3 separate regions of the Mus musculus genome follow, and all the other regions are linked to region 1. Evidence: chromatin loops called from intact Hi-C (ENCODE). Cell type or tissue: heart. All regions are shown on one strand.

Region 1 (5,000 bases):
ACACCGAGCTTCAACTGGAAGTGTTTCCATTGGCACAAGCTCAGGTTGCATAAAGTGTGCCCATAAGAGGTCATGCCCCAAGGATGTGAAGGAGTGCAGGCATGCATGTAAGGAGCTGGAGTCCTCAGGACTTGCTGTTGAAGGTCATTCCACTGAGCAGCCTCCAGGCAGCTGTAATCACTTGCAGGTGCTGTGATACTCAGTTTGGGGTGTTTCAATCCAGTAGCATCCTTTCTCAGAAGAAGATTAATATAATAGAATACCAGCAAGAATAACATCAGCATCATTCATTAGTGGGGCTTTAGATTTTGAAAGCAGAGTGTCTTCCAGATGGTGTAGAGTATCGCTGGACATGAGACAAATGTACTTTTTAGAGTATGCCTATAGTTACCTGGGGAGTTTTAAAATGTCAGCGCCTAGACTCACTCTTCAAGACTCTAAATTAAATGATTCCTGAATGGGGCCTGAGAATGAGTCTTTTAAGACTCCTTGGATAACTCTGGTATGCAGTTTAGGTGGATAACCGTAGCTTCTGTCCCTACATTAGCCTACAAGGTGAGGGCTTTGCTCAAGTGAAGAAAATGGGGCCACGGAGAACAAAGAACCCACATTCAAGCAGAAGCAAGGACCTCAGCCTTCAGCCTGCCCAGCCACCAGTCCCAGCTCCAAGCCACTTCACATTCTGCATAGTGTGTTCTCCAGTGAAATGTAAACAGGAAGAGCTCACAGAAAGGGCAGTGGCACTCCATGGGGACCCGGGAGCTGTGAGAAGTTGCATCACCACCGCTAAGAGCGTTGTAGTGTGGAGGTGACCTGCACAGGAGAGTTCCGAAAGGTAATAGCCCAAGAGTTGGAATACGGTGTTGAGGGTTACCGTAGCTCCTGACTCAGCCTAACCCCAGGAGTGGCACAGAGCAGATGTTTGCTCAGCAGGGCACGGGGGAAGGCAGCTTCATGCATACTCTGTCACCCTCTGCACTGTCACGCTGCTGCAGGGAGAGGGACTTCTGTCTTCAGTGTTTCTCATCTGCTGTGCTGTGTCTGCTCAGAGCTGGCACAGTTTCCCAGGCTACCTCTAAACCATACGTCTGAAAGAACTCAAGATCACACAAGTGCACACACCATGGAGTGGGAGTGAGTGCCCTGAGTCCTGGTTCACCAACTGTGCACATCCTTAGACACAACTGCCTGAAAGAAATGTTATTGAATGGGATTCCTTCCTCTCTGCTGCAACCCACCAGCTCCTAGCCTGAAGCACGGGCACAGATCCAGGGTATGACTGCCTCTAAAGCTTCCCCCTTCAAAGAAAAAGATGCCCCTCCCAAGGTGTTTCTGTACTAGCTATGAAGAGGTTCATCTTTGAGGTCTAATGAGGGGGCGTGGGAATGTTCTAGAAACTAGGATAGGAGGTGCCTGATCCTCTCTGTGTTCCAGATGGAAACTCTACTATTTTAAACTCCTCAACAAAAACCTAGACTGGACATATCCATTCATTATATACTCCACCCTTGTTAAAAGTTTATAACATCGTGGGGACTGGATAGGGGTCTCAATGCTAAAGAGCACCGGCTGTTCTTGCAGAAGACTTGGGTTTGGCTCCCAGCGCTCACGTGATGCTTCATAGCCATCTGTAACTCCAGTTTTAGGGGCTTCAGCATCCTCTGCTGACCTCAGTGGGCACCGGGCGTGCACACTGTGTACACACATGCATGCAAATCACCAATACACATCAAATTAAGTGACCTTTAAAGTTTACAGTACCGGAGACTCTTCATGTTTTCTTCTCCTGGAAGTACACAAGTTAGAGTAGGGAAGTAGCCTAAAGGGTAAGCATACTGAAAGAGAAAATGTATGTGGTAGGGGCCCAGGCAGGGGTCTGAGGCCACCAGGACGGGACCAGGAGGGTAGCTGTCCTAGAGGAGTCATTTCTAACTTGAGACTTACCAAATACCTTATAGGAGTTTCAGGAGTGGAGAGTGGGGAAGGTTTTTTTCTTTTCTTTTCTTTTTTCTTTTTTCTTTTTTTAAGCAACTGGGCAGCTTCAGCCAAGGAGCAGCGAACAGTCTGTCTGTCCCTTGTGTCCATAAAGGGGTGTTCCCTGACAAAAGGTCACCCTGGCTGAGCTCCAGTACCTCTTCAGAGACTTGGACTTCCTTCTGGACATTCAGGACAAAGGGCTTAATCTGCGTGAGCTGAGTTCCTAACGCGGATATTTTCGCCCCAGCAGAAACATCCAATTCCAGAGGCCTGCCAAGTTTTCCCAAGAAGGCATGAGCCAGAAAGAGGCAGCTGCAGGGTGGGAGGCAAGTGGTGTCAGCACCAAAAAATAAGAGGAGTCAGATGAGGCCAACAGAGCACAAAGCGCTTGCTAAAGGTATCCTTTCCCCCTGGGTAAGCATTCCGTGGAGCACTAACTGTCGTGACAGGGCAAACAAACAGGCTCTGGAGCCAGCGGCTGCGTTTCCACCCTTGTACCAACACATAGCATCTTGGGCTGCTGACTGCAGATCTCTGAGCCTCATCTCTCTCTCTCTCTCTCTCTCTCTCTCTCTCTCTCTCTCTCTCTCTCTCTGTGTGTGTGTGTGTGTGTGTGTGTGTGTGTGCGTGCGTGCATAAAGGCACTAGAATCACACCTGAATAGTTGCCAGTAATGATTAGGTGAGGTGCTCTGAGCAGAATAACTCAAGGCTTACTCCAGAAGAGACTTGAACAAAAGCTTCCAGCCCTCCTTGAAAACAGGCATCTCACTGAAAGGCCCTAATGTCAAAACTTGTCATCCACATAGGCCAGTGAGGAAATGAGGCCCTCCATCCCCCTTCTCAGAAACGTCTGTGATGAGCCTCAGCGCAGACTCAGGGAGCCACAGGGCGAGCCAGTGTAAACCCACTCAGGACTGACTGCTCCATCTTCTTCCTGCTACACTCCAGCCACTTGCCCAGAAAATCAGTTCTCTATCGTGACACCAGTTGGGGAACCACGATGACAGTCTCCCTTCTTTCGCAGTTTCTGTGAAGGTAGAGACCCAGGGAATAAATGAACAGGTGAATGAATGGATGGGTGAATAAGTAAATAATAGCATGACCCACTGCAAGCTTCCTAATTTGGGAGTTCTCCCCTTCTCCCTCATCTTTCCGTATGTTCCCGGAACTGTGAAAATCCAGCTTCTAGTCACCTAACAAGCAACATTTCTTCTCTCCTTAATTCCATCACCACTCCAAGTCAATTTTTGTGAAGCCTTTGAGATAGGCTTTGCCAAGGAACATGAGAACTGGTAGGTAGAATTGTTAAGTTGCTCCGTTAGACCCTCACGGAGATCACAGAGGGAAGCCATCTCCACCTAGGACACGGAAGGGGCCTACGTCATCCCACTAGAGCTCTGCTCTGTTGGACAGCAGGAGACATCAAAAGGTCCAGGGTCTTGTCAGGAGTTCTCCTCCCTTTGTTCCGGTGGATTTGTGGGGTGGAGGTGGAGTCTCAGGATATTAGCTCCCGATCTGCTCATGTTTCCGTCACTCCCTGAATCCTGTCCCCGATGAAGGCTGATCCTTCATTATCTGGTCTCCTTCCCCACAGCTGCACCCCTAAGTGTGGTCACACTGGGGACCAGACCTTTTAATGTAAGGTCATCTAAACCGCCAAAGATCCTTTCCTCCATCTAAAACATCCCAGCACATCCCTCCCAAAGCCCTTCAGTCAGAAATGTATGGGCACATCTCTCTTTAGCTTATACTGCATGTGGCTGGAGAGGCTAGAGTTGAGTTCAGCTTCATGAGCAGAGGTGACAGGTGCAGGGCTCCCAGCTCTATCTCTGTCCCCTCCTTCCCTGGCAGAGCCCGGGTCCTTAACATAAAATTCAATGCCGTGCCCTTGCCCATGCCATCCCTCACCTATGCAGTCCCCTTACACATTTCTGGAAAAACACTCTAAGAAGTGTTTCTCTTTCTGCCCAAGCTGAGCACGTGTGCCGTACATGCTCAGCTATCACTGTATACCCGTGTACTGTACAAGACCAGCCACGCTCACCATCACAGCTCTTCTCTTTGTTGGCTGAGAGAAACAGCTCCGGTTGTGGTGTTATCTTACATTCTTAGTAAAGATCCTTCTTTGATGGCGTGGGGTGGAGCAAGTGTCCCAGTTAAATGCTTTACAGTGGTTCTCAAAAAAAAAAAAAAAATCCTCCAGAGTCAATCTAATTTTATTATCTTCTGTCACTTTTAAGTGGGGTTTTAAAGCACTTAACTGGGTTTAAGAAAAAAACATTTAAACACCCATGGTCTGCCATGTAATAGTGTTAGGAAAGAACCCAACAGCAGAGGTCACAGACAAATCCTTCTGCCCCATTCTGCAGCTGCCATTTTCGGCCTATGCTGCTCTTACCAGGGCAACTATGGCAATGCTGGACTTACAATTTACCCTCCAGCCTTTTCCCTGTGGCCTGTGTTGCTCCAATAGCTCAGCCATCAGGTCATGTGCCGGCTCAAAGTCCTCTATTAACTCTTCACTTGTGATAAGAGGCATTCCACACTCCCACCAGATAGTCGATGCGCCATAATGAGCCTCCTCTTTGGTGTCCAGACGGAATTATGTCGTGTCTCATCGTCGGCTTTTGATAGCTCTGAGAAGGTTTTTTCTTTGTGCTCAGAGTTATGGCTCCCTCTGCACCCACCCTCTCAAGACCCATTCTCTTACCCCTCCCTCGATGTCTGCCCCAGTGTAGCCCACATTCTCGTTGCCAATACATGCACCTGCCTGTTCATGTTCCTAAGCAATCACTTTGTGTTTTATTTTCCTATATCCACAAGGGACAGAGATGGATACAACTCCTGGAGAGGCAGGACCCCATCACACCATTTTCTCATACAATTTGCTAGTGGTTTTCAGCTGACCTGCTCAGGCAACATTTTTGCTCCTTTTTCTTCAGAAGCCCGAGAAGGACTTGCTACCCCTGAGATAATTTCCTTTGCAATAATCCATGCCCATTTTAAAATAGTTTAATCTCT
Region 2 (5,000 bases), 140 kb before region 1:
ATGCTTTCTCTTTCCACCAACCTCTCGAAGATTCAGATCTATGCATTTTACTGAGGAAGGAGCCCAGGGCCTGGGCACTGACATCAAAACCAGGGGAATTCAAGGCAAGAGCGGGATGCTCTATTGTCCCTGCCAGATCACCCCCTGCATTGTGTCTTTCAATTGGCTTTTTCCCTTCTGGGCAGGCTGGGTTTGTGTTACAAAGACTCTGCCTGGTCTATTGTTTGTGCAGGGATGCTTTCCCAGAGCAGGGTGGGCGTTTGATGGATTTATTCAATAAGAGCGAGGAAGGACAAACTGGAACCAGGAAGCCACCACTCAACTATTTGTGGACTTTGGAGGAGGTTTGAAGAATTCACAACTGAACAGTTTTTACAAAGGCATTTTGAGCCTTTCACTTTCTCGTGTGAACATTTCTGTAGTTGTCATCGTGACAGAAAGTGTAGACTTCAGTGTAGAAGTCTGGTTGCCAGCTATGCCCAGAGGGATTTTGCTGACTAAATATACTGTTCACTTTAATATTCATCTTAGACCTCTGCTGTGTTCTCCTAGGACCCTGACCACCCACCAGGGTTCTTTGAGGACTGGATGTGTTACATTCTTGAAGTCATTATGGATCCTCCAGATCACGAGGGCGATAGATAAGTAAGGTGGCTAACTTTCTGTCTTTTCTACTGAGGAACTTGTTGGCGTCTGACAGAGCATCTCAGATTTCTTACATAAAATGTGGAATTGTCAATAGTCAGATGCATCAGTGGCCAAGGCTATGGTGTGCAGTTTCTATCAGCGTGTACAGGACATCCTGCCTGGTTTTGGCCTCAAGGTAAGTTGGCAATAGTTTGGAAGAAGGTGCTATTCCATAGAGCTCTGAGACGGTGTCATTGGTGGTACAAAAGAAACCACTTCTTGTAGCCGGGCAATGGTAGCTCACACCTTTAGTCCCAGCACTTGGGAGGCAGAGACAGGCGGATTTCTGAGTTCGAGGCCAGCCTGGTCTACAGAGTGAGTTCCAGGTCAGCCAGGGCTACACAGAGAAACCCTGTCTTGAAAAAAAGAAGAAGAAGAAGAAGAAGAAGAAGAAGAAGAAGAAGAAGAAGAAGAAGAAGAAGAAGAAGCCACTTCTTTCAGGACATTTCTTCAGGGTTGTTTCTTTGTTGATGAGTGAAATTAGGCAGTAGTTCTACCCACCCTTCACCCCAAAATCCCTGATAGATTTTAGTGTTTGTTTGTTTGTTTGTTTGTTTTTCTCATGGAGAGGAATGACAGAGAATGGCTAGGGGGGACTTGTGTACTTTACCTGTCAGACGTTTCCTCCTAGTATGATGTGACATGATCTCTTTCCTCTCTCAGGAAGCAATGGTGAGATTTCGTAGCTCATCGTCTCCTGGTTGGAGCAAAGGGTGCCAAACAGAGGTCAAGCTCGGGCCACAGGGAAACTGGGAAAATACGTTCATTGCCATGTGCGAGGAGTCCAGTGGATTTCAGAAATCTTCTGTGTCTTCTTATAGGATACAGTGACAGCCCCTTACTGGAAGAACATTTTAGGTAATCCCCACGACAGGGTGACATACACTGATGTTGGAGCATTTAAATAAAAAGAGTCTCACTGTGTAGATAAAGACGTTTGCTTCCAATGAAAACTGAGAGTGGAGAGAACCACTTAAATCACGCAAGGACTCTACTCTTGTCTCATTGCTATCCTCCAGACTCACCCCACCCCCCAGTTCCCAATGGCTGAAACAAACCCAGAGTGTACTGAGGAGAACAGAGTCTAGCAGAATTTGTATTTAGACTTTCGATACTGACCACCAGCGTGGACTAGGCCTTTCCTAGCCACTCCCTCTGTCTATGCCAGCTCTAGGTGTCTAAATCCTTGCTTTACATTAGGGGAGCTGAGGCAAAGGGAGATGATAGACTTGGTTCAAGATCCCAGAACACCAGACAACGGCCAGATCAGTTTTGGATCCTGGTCAGTTGAAGGCTAATGGTGGTATCTTTGACTGTAGAGTCATACAATCTTTGAATTATCTTTGCCACAGTATGCATTTAAATGTAGGTATGTATTTCAATGCTATAATGGCGGCAGGGAGATGAGAGGGCTGGAGAGGACTTCAGCTCGGATGGAATTGATTTTCTTACGTCCAGGCTTAGAGAAGTGCAGCCGAAGAATTTCTAAAGAAACACAGCGTCTCTCAATCCATCAGACTATTAAACAACAATGGGCCCCTAATAAATGAGAATTTCCCCAGGAATCTCCTACCGGAAGGAAAAGTTCAACTGTGAACAAGAGATTTCATTCAATTTTAACAACATGTCAGATCACCAGTGGAGGCTCAGACAGGGATGGGTCAGCGGCGGGTAAGACCACACCTTGATCCGACGACTTAAGTGTGACTGTCCTTAACCCTCTTTAAACTTGAATCTGACTTCAGGACTCCAAAGACAGACTTGGCGCATCACTGAATCTCTGTTCCTTTCCCAAATTGGCCATATGGAGAAAATATCCCACTTTTTGCTCTCTCTCCACTATTAATTTGGCTCTTTTACTTGGTTTATTGATGATGGGTGGCTGAACCCGACTTGGGGAGCAGGCTCTAAGCTCAAGTTCAATCACAGTAGGACCCTTAACTGGGATCAGGACTGGAGGCTCAGACTCGGGTGATGAATGCAGAAAGAGATGCCCGGGCCTCCTGGAAGTTGGAATGTGTAGCATTATTACTGAAAAGCAAATATGATGGGCATACACACAGCAGCCCAACTATAGTCCTCTGACTTCTTGTTGGAGATGAGGAGAATTGAGAGTCCAGAAGCTAGTGTGCAATGATTGTTAAACAGCTCTAGTAAAGCTAGCTCCTGGGGCCAGAGGCTCAGCTCCTGCCTCAAACTTGCCTAGAGATCTGGGCATGAGTTTGGCTTAGGAGATGAACGACTTCCAGCTGTTCTCTGTCAGCCCAAGGCAGTGTCAGAGCCTGGGATCTGTCTGGACTTTGCAACCCTGGAAGGCTTTGCTGCAGACCAGAGAGCTGCCAGGAGGCCCCAGAAATGCCTGAGAACAAAGAGGCGGTAAACACACACGCTGAAACCTTTTACCAACTGGCTGTGGCCCAAACCAAAATGAGAAATGAATTGCTGAGGTAAGCAACTCTCTCTCTCTCTCTCTCTCTCTCTCTCTCTCTCTGTGTGTGTGTGTGTGTGTGTGTGTGTGTGTGTGTGTATCCTGAGTTGTTGGGAAAGAAAACCCTGTATTAAATAGGAATGTTTAGTTTGGACCATTGAAAGCTGTGGACGAGTGAATACAGCAAATTTGGTTTCTACAAATTTTTCTACTGAAAAATTGTTCAGACGAGGTTGAGAAATATTGGCAGCTCATCTCTTATACATGGAAGAGAGGAAGCCAAGTGTTTGCACAAGTCAAGGGTGTGTTTTCAGAAGAGCGAAGGTCACAGTCACAGTTAGAGGAATGCTTCTTGCTATTGCTATCCTATTTATCTAGCTTAGTTGATGACACGGAGGCTGGCAGGCACTCGATGTGACTTTCTTTTTTTTTTTTTTTTCAAGACAGGGTTTCTCTGTAGAGCCCTGGCTGTCCTGAAACTCACTTTGTAGACCAGGCTGGCCTCGAACTCGGAAATCTGCCTGCCTCTGCCTCCCAAGTGCTGGGATTAAAGGCGTGCACCACTACCACCCGGCTTCACTGTGACTTTTAAACAGCACTGTTTTCTTCGCCCTTATTGGACATAGAAAGAAGCTGATGTTGAGGTTACATAGGTAATTTGTTCAAAGTCACACTGTCAGATTCTGAACTCAAGTTTCTCTGAGGAGATCTGATCTAGCAAATTCCAGGCTGCGTCAGCTGTTCTTTCTATGTCAAATGAAACATCCTTGGCCATTTCAGTGTTCATCAAGAGGATGTGGAAATGATTGTATTCTCAAGTATTCACCTTTGTCATCAGTGTTAAACCTTGAACTTAGGTCTTGGTGCAAGCTAGGCAAACATTTTTCTAATGAGCTATATTTTTGACCCATTTATTTATATTTATTTCATTTAATATTATTTATTCTTCACAGGTTTACATAATGTCCGTTTATTGTGTGTCTCCCCCTCATCTCTCTTATCTTGTCCCCATCATGAGTCACTCCTTCTGAGCAAGTCTTCCTCCTCCTCTTGTCTTCGGTGTGTACATGTGTACATGTGTCTTTGGTGTGTACATGTGTCTTCGGTGTGTACATGTGTACTTGCATGAACATGTGTGAGAGGTTATTTACCTCAGAAAGGGCAACTTACCAGGACTGTGTCACTGGCAAGGAGATTCTTCCCTCTCCCAGGAACCATCAATGATTCAGAGGTCCTGGGGGGCTCCCAGGAGTTCCACCAAGCCATGTCCTGAGGGATTCAGTCTGTTACAATATTCATGTGATGCCCAAAAGTCACTGTTTCATAGTGCTCCTTCCCATCCCTTTCCTCTTATCTTTGGCCTGTTTCATGTTCTTCTGTTTCCCAAACATGGGATCTAGATGTCCCGCTTAGGACTAAACCCTTGGGAGCCACTTAATCTCAGCCTCGAGTCTGCGTCAATAGTTACCTGTTACCTACAGCAACAGAACCTTTTCTGACCAGAGCTGACAGCATCCCTAATCTATGGGCATAAGCATAAACATTTGACTGTATGTACACTTAACAAAACAACAGTAGTCAGTTCCCCTCCCTCAGGGTCTATGGCTTCCCCAGTCAAGGACTTCTAACTAGGTTAACAGTACCAGGCATGGATTGGCCACTGTGCAGCCGGCCTCAAATCCTGTCAGGAGGCAGTTACCCCCATGCATGGCAGGCTTACCACTTTTGCACTAGTACAAACATTTTGCTTGCCCTCTTATTTTTATTTTTAGTCTTGAGACAAGGTCTCACTTATTTTGCACAGGCTGGCCTTCAACTCACTTGGTAGCCTAGGCAGACTTTGAACTTACAGTATTTCTATCTCTGTGGTGATTTGAATATGCTT
Region 3 (5,000 bases), 130 kb before region 1:
ATCACAGTCGGCCAATCCACACCATTCCTTAGGGAATTTTCCATGAGATCAGCAGGGGCGGGAGTAGAGCAGGGCATGGGGGGGGGGGGGGTGAGCTTAAGACACAGGACATAGGGAGATAAGCTTTGCTGGTGACCACATCATCACCTTGAGGAATGACAAGGTCTAGGGAAACAGCAGGAGGCAGGAGCTAACAGAGGACTGTGGGAACATCCTTGGGGGATTTTAGCATCTCTCTGTCCACCATCCTTTGGCCACACAGACAAATATGTTTCCATTTGAGATTTTCATTGACTCAAGATGTGCTCTTTCCATGGGCATCCCCTGAGTCCTGAGTAACTTGTGTTCTCCTATTTTTCTCAAGAGTCTGAAAGGCAAACTAAAGATGATAAATGATTACCATCAGAGCGCATGCTGTCCATGGTGGTACTGAGGGACGTCAGGCAGGAGGAAGAAGAGAAGTTACCCAGGAGAGACGTTCCCGAGTTATCTGCACTGGCGTCCTAGAGTCCTGCTTCCTGTCTCACCCTTTGGACTCCATCTTAGTTAAAATGAATCAGGGCCCCTACCCACATAGGCTCAGGCCACCCTTGGGAGTCCCGGGAGCTGTGCTCATGTTCTGTGGAATATACCGCAAGCATAAGTCAGAAATTTAGCATCTTTACTAGACAAGCTGGATGCTTTTCTTTAAAGCTGTTTACATGTATTTATTCCCTGTGTGGGGGGAGGTGAGCCGTGCATGCCATGGCACGCTTGTGGGAGTCAGAGGATTATTTGTTGGAGTTCTTCACCACTCTCCTTCCACAATGTGAGTTTCCAACGATTGAATCTTGATCTTCGGGCTTAGCCACAAGCACCTTTACCCACTGAGCCATCTCTCTGACTGGAACTTAGTGGTTTTGGCAATAGAGGAGAAGAAAGAAAGGATTAGAGGAGAAGGAAGGAGAGAATCAGGGAAGGTGAACACGGAGAGACTGCACAGGGCAGACCCACCTCCATCAGTACAATGTTGGTTAAAATTGGCTTATGTGTAAGGCTCTACCAGTTTCAACTTGTCATCTGGAAGTGACAAGAAGAAATTTTATTGTGAAGACATATGCTAAGAGTTAGGTATGTTTGGTTAAAAAAAAAAAGCATACCTAGGTAGATGTGCAAGCAGAAAAGTCAGTGGACAGTTACTCATAAGGGCTGTTGAGGGAGGAACAAGGAAGGATGGGGCCAGAAGTTAAATAAAAACATATGGAAAGTGGTTTTCAGATTCCTGCGTAAAGCTGGGAACAGCATAGACAAAGAGGCCACAGTGTCTCCCTCAGAGTGAGGCTGTGAAGAACTGCTAAGTTGGCCTTATGGCTGTGTTACCAAGCTTGTTTGTCTGCCCCTACCTCACCGTAGTCACATCTGCTTCCCACTAACATGAGTGGGGGGGGGCTCTAAACATAATCTGTCTGTGGGGTTCACATTTGTTTTTGCCTGGTGGAGTTAGCTTTCGTGTGTTTGTTTTTATAAAGAAAGGATTTAGTGTATTTCTTTATTTCTGAAAAAACAAACCAAAACCAAAAAAAAAAAAAAAAAAAAAAAAAAAGAACAATCGAACAAAATGTACATAGTTTCTCTTAAACTTTTAAGCTGTCCGGATTTGGAGCCAGTGTTTACTTGTGAGTCAGGACAGATCTGAAAGGCCAGAAGACACCTGAACTTTTGACTCCACTCTTAAGCTCACACACCAGAGTGTACATTGTTCTATCTTAAAAATGGAAAACAAGGAACTATTCATATCTTGTTCTCAGAGCCTTTCCCCCTCTTGGAGACCGCGCCACCCCCAAGTGCGTCCAAACACCCCAGGAAACCACCCCATCATTGTAAAGAGACTAATCGCCACACACCACTTGATTTTCCTTCCTGGACGTCATGAGCCAGAACCCTGTGGTTCCCACGTTGTTTCTGTCATCGTTCCACAGGAGTTTAACTCTTATCCTGAGCCTGGGCGGGACAGCCTGTCTCAACTCCAGCCCCGATGTAAGCGGCTGTGGGGAGAGCTGGCAATAAACACCTGTTTTCCCAGTCCCTGTTTTCTCTGTAGCCTTGAAAACTATTTCTCAGGCTCCTGCAAGAAGATGGCAAAGCCCCTTCTTAGAAACAAGACTTACTGCACTTCTAAAATCAGAACGAAGTGGGCTGAGCTGATCAAAGCCACCAAGTTGTAGGGAGGTGGAGTATGTAGGTGACTTCTTGTACCCGGCAGCATCTCAGAAGACTGGCCCATATAACGATACTATGGGTGACTGCAGAAAAATTGCATGGCCATTCTAGGATCATGGATGAAAGATCATCAGACCATAGGAAGGACAGGGGCTAACCTGGGAATGGAGAAGTGATATCAAGGTTCTCAGCCCCAAAGTCAGACTCAACGTACGAACAAAGTCCATTCATATGTGCTGTGTTTTATAAAAAGATAGGGAGAAAAGGAATATATTTGATGAATGTGTAGGCATGGAGGCCCTCCGTGGGCCCATGCTGAGACATCCCTTCCCCCTGAGGAACTAGCCACAGGACAGCATAGTGTAGAATAGAGTTTATTTAGGGCATGGGGGTGGGGGGAGTTGAGAGGATAGTAGAGACAGAGAAAGACACAGAGAGGGAGGGAGGGAGGGAGGGAGGAAGGGAGGGAGGGAGGGAGAGAGGGGGGGAGAGGAGAGAGAGAAGTAGAGAGAGGCTGGCCATGAACATGTGGAGAGTAGGGAGGGGAACGGGCAAGAGGACAGAGCGGTTGCAAGAAGGCAAGAGCAAGAGAGGGCAGAGGGGGCAAGCAGCCCCTTTTATAGCGAGTCAGGCACACCTGGCTGTTGCCAGGCAACTGTGGGGCGGAGCTTAGACAAAATGCTAACGATATATATGTATGAGTGACTTGTGGTCATATACTTGGTAGAATCCGTGTTTCCTTGGGCCAGACCATCTCGGAAACCCAAAGGAAGAATGATTTATGAAACCTGACTGAAACGGCTCTGCCTTTAACTCTACCATGACAAGATTTAGTTGAGAACTAACTATGGTTCCTCCTCTCTGAGCAGGCATCCTGTGGATGCTTCATAGGGAGTCTCGGATGGATGGAGTTTCCTGGTTCAGCAGCAGGCGGGGGGGGGGGGGGGGGACACGGACACTTGTGGGGACTGTAGCTGTTGCTTCCTAGCAGTCACCAGTGAACTCTAGTGAGTGCCGCCCGCTCCTACTTTCTAACTCCAGCAATAGAGTACAGTCCTCTATGAGAGGCCCGCGGAAGGTCCTTCTGCTTTCAGGTCACTTGCAGCAACTGCAGGTATAGACTAACTCCCTGCTCGGAAGGCCAGGCTGGCTACAAATTATCTCAGAAAGAATTACACAATGAGGAGGTGGGAGTGAAGATAGAGAGGAGAAGTTCCTTTTGATCCCAGTACTAGGAGGCAAAGGTGGGCGGATCTCTTGAGTTTGAGGCCAGCCTGATGTTCATGGTGGTGAGCTCCTGGACAGCTGAAGCTATATATATAGAGAGACCCTATCTCAACCCCTAAAATAACAGTGAAAGAGATTGATTGATTGATTTTTTTTAAAGGTAAAAACTATATGTAGTTTGTTTCCGTAACGTGGAAGAGAGGAACGGTATCAAGGTCGCTTGTGCATAAGATAAACTGCGTGAGTTGTAGGCGTGGTTAGTCACATAACAAAACTCCCCAGGCATTCAGCCTGGGAAGAGGAGGAAAGGTTTATTTTGGCACATAGTTCTACAAGTTTTCAGTTTACGACCAGTAGGACGTTTGAGGCACCACATTACGGCAGAGGACTCACCGTGAAATGTGGAATAAGAGAAAAGAAAAGACCAGCAACCTCCTGCAGACCCCTAGGAGTCCACGCCCGCTACTGCCTAAGACTTCCCATCAGGCCTCACTTCCTGAAGAAAACGACAGTGCTCCAGTCCCGGGGCGGGGCGGGGCGGGGCGGGGCTGGGGGGTGGGGGGGGGGGAAGACAAGCATTTCACACAAAGGTCATTAGAGGGATACTTATCCAAGTCATAGCAGAGCTCCATGCAAAATAAAAATGAGGAACTTGTTGAAAAAGGAATTTCAAGGGGGTCAGCAATGGAGTCGTAAGGCCCACATAACCTGCATAAGTTCAGGGGTCCTTTGCTCATGAAGTCGCCCAGTTACAGCTCTTATATAAAGCCATTTTCAGAGTTGAGTGTCCAGAAGGAACTACACTGAAGGCTGTGCAATACAGCTAAGGAAAGAGAGATGTCCCTGACTGCTGCTGGCGGGACAGGCCATCCCTCGTAAGTAACCACTACCTAGCGTGTCATTCGAGCGCCAAGCACTTTCCATAGGTTGAATCATTTCATGTACATGCTGGCCCATAAACAACAGTAATCTTCACAACAGCCTTGCACAAAGGCAGGTACTCATTCCCACGGCGTTTTAAGTGAGGAAGTCGAGGGATGGATGGGTGTGTGTGTGTGTGTGTGTGTGTGTGTTTGTGTGTGTAGGAAATGGTGATTTGGAGTCTGGCTCCCAGCTTTCTGATAAAAGAACCTCTATTTTTCTAGTCCCTGCTAGACTTCGAGGGACTGAATTATGCTAAGCTTACAGAGAGCTGATGTATCTGGTATAAACCGGATCCATTCCTCCACAATGTTAGGCTCTACCTTACATTCTGGTAACCAAGCAACTTATTTCCAGTAATCCAGGGCACCTCTTCTGGGGATTGAGATACCTGCAGTGACGAAATAAGAACCAGAAGGCTGCTCTCAGGGCATGCAATCAAAACAAAGCTAATTGCAACATCTCAGGGGGGATGTCGGCTAGACAGAGGCATTATCTGGGAAATCATCCTGTTGGTAGGTTGTGTGGCTGAAAACACAGCCTCCTTGCACACAAAGGGCATTTTTTTCTCTGTTGTCAGTGTCTTCTCATCAACTCACGACAGGTGCATGACCACCAAATAGCAGCCCCCCAAACACACGTTAAAAACACAA

The links. Hi-C counts contacts between places; a loop is a spot of excess contacts. Peaks named below come from ENCODE experiments on the same cell type or tissue, not always from the same donor. Only the 100,000 strongest peaks of a DNase experiment are listed, where the experiment ranks them.
Region 2: it touches region 1 in a loop (2.0-fold over the local background); 3 of 42 quality-filtered maps call a loop at or near these places.
Region 3: a loop joins it to region 1, with 2.0 times the contacts of the local background. A loop is called at or near these places in 3 of 42 quality-filtered maps.

Annotation. Positions count from the first base shown.
Region 1 is chr14:76,817,637-76,822,636 of GRCm38, forward strand. The region is part of intron 1 of Gm30246 (a long non-coding RNA gene); the gene reads left to right. Among named protein-coding and RNA genes, the nearest start is that of Gm30365, 18 kb to the right of the region's middle. In heart, no CTCF peak of the experiment used is centred here; DNase peaks (open chromatin) are centred at 15, 905, 1,285 and 2,185; H3K27ac peaks cover 4,263 bases.
Region 2 is chr14:76,678,776-76,683,775 of GRCm38, forward strand. It overlaps 1700108F19Rik (RIKEN cDNA 1700108F19 gene), which reads left to right. Exons shown (of 5, transcript NR_015485.1): 3 at 680-823; 4 at 1,351-1,545. Among named protein-coding and RNA genes, the nearest start is that of 1700105F02Rik, 3.7 kb to the left of the region's middle. In heart, no CTCF peak of the experiment used is centred here; DNase peaks (open chromatin) are centred at 2,976 and 3,436; H3K27ac peaks cover 1,482 bases.
Region 3 is chr14:76,692,242-76,697,241 of GRCm38, forward strand. No RefSeq gene overlaps it. Among named protein-coding and RNA genes, the nearest start is that of 1700105F02Rik, 17 kb to the left of the region's middle. In heart, no CTCF peak of the experiment used is centred here; a DNase peak (open chromatin) is centred at 1,900; H3K27ac peaks cover 2,958 bases.